Linked DNA regions of Mus musculus: region 2 is linked to region 1. Evidence: chromatin loops called from intact Hi-C (ENCODE). Cell type or tissue: left cerebral cortex. All regions are shown on one strand.

Region 1 (2,500 bases):
CTGCTCACACTCTCCCGGTGGTTGAGGTGTGCAAAGGGCCTTGCTGCCCCCCAAGACTCCAGATAGCGGGTTACACGCACTGAAGCCCGCATCTTCAGAGTTGCGTCCCCCTTGGGCTTGGAGAGGTGGTGGCTGGGTGGGGGTGGCTGCTGGCTCTGTAAGCACAGATATCACGTGTCCCACCTGTTCCCCTCTCGATCATCCCTGGCACACATGCGGAGCACTGGCTGGTCTGGGAAAGGGGAAAATGTTAATTTTTGAGCCTATAGTATTCTTCGAGCATGGGCTGGCCTTGGTACTAGCTGCAGCCCTCAATTTTCATCCCTGCCCCAGGCCAGGAAGAGGCTGATGGCCACACAGCTCAAGCTCAGGCTTTCTCGAGGAAGGGGTAATCAGAAGCCCTGTTCGGCCCACCCACATGTGGCTCACACATGCTCCTTCCGGTGAGAGGAACGGGAGAAAGATGTGTGCTGGCCTGAACCCAGAGACACAAGCACTAAGGCACAGGCCCACTCCAGGGCAGCCTTGAAGGCAACACCCAGCCTCAAGTTAGCTCCAGGCTCATTTGCCACATGCTTGCTGGGCCCAACACATGCTGGAATCTCAGTGGCTTAGCCAGACCCTGAGTGAGGGTCCAGCTCTAACTCCTGCCCTTGTGCCTCTGAGCCCCAAGTCCCCCTTAACACATGCCTGGGCGCAGACAGGGTCGCCAGGTATGGCAGGAGACAAGAGAGGAAAAGAAAGAGCCCCAAAGTCATCAGACACAAGCTTAGGCCACCTTGTGTCTGCTGGGACTCTTGTCTCTCCCACTCCCAGCATCCTGGTCCCCTCCCTCAGAGCTGTCTGTCCCCTCAGACCTGCCAACATCAATAGGCAGCAGCCACCTACAGCCCCAGACCGGGCCAAAGCACAATGGCAAATTTACTGGAAACTTCCAGAGTCTCTGGGAATAGAAACCTCTTTAAACCCTCACCGCCCACCATCACGCAAGTCCTAGGGTCCATGCAGAGGACAGCCAAGCCACACAGTGAGGGTGAGCTGCGAGGTCTGGAGGTGAGGACCTTCCTCTGAGGCTTCTCTACTGCTAGTAACTCTGGCCCCATGCTGGCTGGAGACAGGGATGAGGAGAAACTGCTACAGTCCCCTCTAAACTGCCAGCTACATAAGTGAGCAGAGGACCCGAGCTGGCAAGAGGGACCAGGGCGGGGCAGCACAGATGCTGCTGTCTCTCCAGAGCTTGGCTGGAGTCTGGCCAGCATCCTGCAATTCTCCTGGCTCAGTCTGGCAGCCCTGGGGGTGGGCTTTGGAACTATGTCTGCAGATGTCTTTGAGGTTGGGGCTTCATCCATTTCAAAGCCACCACGTGCATGCTCAGAGCAGAGCTGGGTGGTCCGCAGGCCGGAGGGCCTGTGGTCCTTAGCAGCACAGAGTGAAATAAATAAGGAAGAGGATAAATAAACAGGAACACGTGGCAGGCCGGAAGACCAGGGAGGAGGGATTCTCTCGTGTGCAGTGACTGCCCTGGGGACATTGGCAAGATAAAGGGGACATGAAGGAGCCAAAGCAGAAAGTGCAGGCTAGGTGGGCTTGCAGGATGCCCAAGGGCCAGGACCAAGAGAGCTGGAAGAAGCCCCTGCCAGCATTCTTGAGAAAAGTCCAAGGATGATTCTGGAGGTCAAGGCCACAGACAGCAAAAGCAGCAGATTGCCAGCTTGGAGCAGTCAGCAGACAAGCACAGCTGCCTCTCTAGTTGGGCCAGCAGGGAGAGATGGGCTCCAAGAGACAAGGCAATGTGAGCCAGCCATCCAAGAACCCCAGACCTGTTCACTCCAGGAGTAGGCTGCCTGGCTACCCCTGCTTCCCAGAGTCTTCGCATGGGGTTCCTGACTCCTGCAATTAGCCTCATGGAACTGCATGTGCCTGGAGTTGCTGACATGGCCCTTGCTCCCATACCTTACAGCAACACGAAGAGGTCGTTCCTCGATGCCTGAATGTTCCCAGTTCAAGGAAGTGCCCTCCTGTTTTGGGCTAGTCTGTACCACCTCACCACAGTCTTGAGGGTCAATGACCTCAAGTTGGGACCCTGCTCCCAGGCTGCCCATCTCCCACCCACCCCCAAGCCCTCATACCCGGGGATCGATCACCAGGTAGGTTCGGATGTTCATCTCTTTCAGATAGGGGTCTCGCTGCTCCCCATGCCCATCCTCCACCTCATATGCCTTGTCCAGGTGATTCAATGTTGCCTCTGTGATGTGCACCCGGCTGAGGAGACACATGTCAGATCAAACAGCATGGCCCAGGCACCCACTTGGGGGATGCCTGCTCCATCCCCTGCTTCCACACCCAGCCCCACCCTGATCACCCTGACCTTGTCCCTACCCTGCTGAGCCTCACCCAGGGACTCCAGCTGCCTCCATCCTGTTGGCCAGGGACACATCATGGGACCACACATCATACTGCCACTTACGGAGCCCGATGACCCCACATAGCACATTCCCGG
Region 2 (2,500 bases), 51 kb after region 1:
TACAGCCTGCGCACAGGAAGCGAGATGGGCAGACACCCAGCCAAGACTTTACCAAGAGGGAAATCCAGGAAACTGAGCTGAGCTGTGGTGTGCACAAGTGAAGGCAAGCTTCAGGGGAGGAGGGGGATGTTCAGGCAAGCAAACACCTGCACTTCAAGCACACCTGCCCGAAGCCTCAGGCGACCCGGCGACTGTGACAAAACACCTGGTGCAGCTGGCTGATTTGCAAGGTTTCACACACCCACGGAGTTTAGGCTCAGGTGCTAAACTAACGCTTCTGGAAAAATAAAAACACTGAGGGTGTAGCTCACCGCAGAGCATGCGATTCCAGGTACAACACCCACGTCCCCTGCCCCACTCACTGTATTGCACAAATGGCTGATAAGAACAGCCATTTGGAGTCATAGCGACTGTGACCACTGCACTCAGGAAAATTACTCAGAGGAGGCCCCGGCGTAGAGACTTAAGGGTATTGGGAAGTCAACACTTAATTTCAAAACCTAAAACGTGAGAAGTGGCGGCAGTGGCTCACCACTTTGGAAGTGGCTCCCCTAGAAGTTGGGGGAGACATTCAGAATGCCTTGGCATCACAACACCTTCCCCTTCTCCCCAAATATATGCTTTTTTGCACCTTCTTGGCAGGGCCCAAGACCCTTGCTCTCTGCCTCACTCCAGACAGGTCTTTCCTGTCTCCTCGCCTGTGGGGACGAGGTTAAGCCTGGTACTTGGAAGCACTTGGTGTTGAAGTGGATTTTAATCTGAGAGGCCTGGCGCAACCCCCTTACGGTCCTTTGAAGAGTGCTCAAGAAAAGCCACATTCCTGGCGCCCTAAGTGCAAGCTGGAGGTACGAAGCTGAAACTGAGTGGTCAATCTTCTGAAAATGGATATTCCATTTCAAGAGGCCACTTCAGCTTTTAATCAGCTCCTCCTTCTCTTTTATTGTTAACATTAAACATTAAGACATCTTTCTAGGGGTTGAAGAGATGCCTCAGCGGTTAAGAGTGCTTACAGCTCTTGAAGGGGACCTGGATTCCTAACTCAAGATAGATGGCTCACAGCAGTCACTCCAGGTCCAGGGGATCTGATGCCCTCTTCTGGCCGCGGTGAGCATTGCATGAGCACAGTACATACAGAAACCAGCCAAAGCTCACACAGAAAAACGAAAATACATCCTTTATTTTTTAAAAGAAACAAAAGAAAGAAAAGGCACCATCTACTTGTATCCATCCTTTGGGCAGTTCCTCTGAATCCCACAACTTCCAAAAGGTTTTAAATGCTTTAAATGTTACAGGCTTTAAATGTACACACAATATAAAATGAAATTAAGTCACACAGACAGACACAGACACAGACACAGACACACACACACACACACACACACACACACACACACACACACACACACACACACACACACACACAGAGTGTGTGTTTTACACAGGTGGGTTATTTCAGATCCCTAGTTCCTTGGTTTTAAAATGGTCTTCTTAGACAAACAAGGAATTTAAAACATTTTACTTAAAAGGCAAAATGTTCCCAATTAAAAGCCAAAAATCTTGCATCTCTTAGTTAAGCTGGTCAACCCAGACTGGCTCACTATGGAATGCCAGCAAAGACTCAAGCCGCAAGACTCAAGAATGTGGCCTGAGGAGAACAGCTTTCAAACACTGTTGTGCACCAGAAGACTGTGGAATTCCTCACCACCAGATGGCTTTTGGTCCCCGCCCCCTCCCCCCAATTTAGCCTCAAAAACCACACAGCAGCTCTGGCCCTGTCTACTTCAAATAACTGGGATCCAGTTGTTCTGGTGGGGAGCCCTTCCTCCTTACCCCAAACCTGAAATGTAAGTTCAAAGCCAGCCTGGTCTACATGGTGAGTTCTGGGACAGGCAGAGCTACAAAACAACAAAAGGTGGAGTGCTTTTTTTTGTTTTGTTTTGTTTTTTTGAGACAGGGTTTCTCTGTATAGCCCTGGCTGTCCTGGCTGTCCTGAAACTCACTCTGTAGACCAGGCTGGCCTCGAACTCAGAAATTCGCCTGCCTCTACCTCCCGAGTGCTGGGATTAAAGGCGTGCACCACCACCGTCTCCCGAGTGCTGGGATTGACACTCCACCTGGTTTAAAAGGTGGAGTGTTAACAGGCAGATGGTAGAAAATGATCAAAGAATTGGCCTTCCCCCCTCCCCAGTGTTGCCCAAAGCAAGGCTCCTTTCCTTAAAAGTGGAAAATGGCAAAGGGAGTGGAGTGCTGTTCGGGATGACTCTGCTGCACTGTGACATTTAAGGAGAAGAACCAAAAGACAGGCTGGGGACTTAGCTCAGCTGTGGCGTGTCTGCCTACTATGCACAAGGGCCTGGCTTTGATTACTAGCAACAAGTTATCGGGATGTGGTGGTGCATCCCAGCATTTGAGGGGCAGCCAAGGGAACCAAAAATACAAGATCATCTTTGGATATATACCATGTTTGAAGCTAGTCTGGGCTACTTAAGATCCTGGCCTT

Evidence for each region. A loop is a pair of places that touch in the nucleus more often than their neighbours do. Peaks named below come from ENCODE experiments on the same cell type or tissue, not always from the same donor. Only the 100,000 strongest peaks of a DNase experiment are listed, where the experiment ranks them.
Region 2: it touches region 1 in a loop (2.4-fold over the local background); 22 of 42 quality-filtered maps call a loop at or near these places.

Annotation. Positions count from the first base shown.
Region 1 is chr8:88,315,510-88,318,009 of GRCm38, reverse strand. It overlaps Adcy7 (adenylate cyclase 7), which reads right to left. Exons shown (of 28, transcript NM_001037724.4): 11 at 2,395-2,500; 12 at 2,130-2,262; 13 at 1-155. Among named protein-coding and RNA genes, the nearest start is that of Adcy7, 23 kb to the right of the region's middle. In left cerebral cortex, no CTCF peak of the experiment used is centred here; a DNase peak (open chromatin) is centred at 1,229.
Region 2 is chr8:88,264,927-88,267,426 of GRCm38, reverse strand. No RefSeq gene overlaps it. Among named protein-coding and RNA genes, the nearest start is that of Adcy7, 28 kb to the left of the region's middle. In left cerebral cortex, a CTCF peak has its summit at 1,106 (motif pointing left); DNase peaks (open chromatin) are centred at 87, 1,091 and 1,707.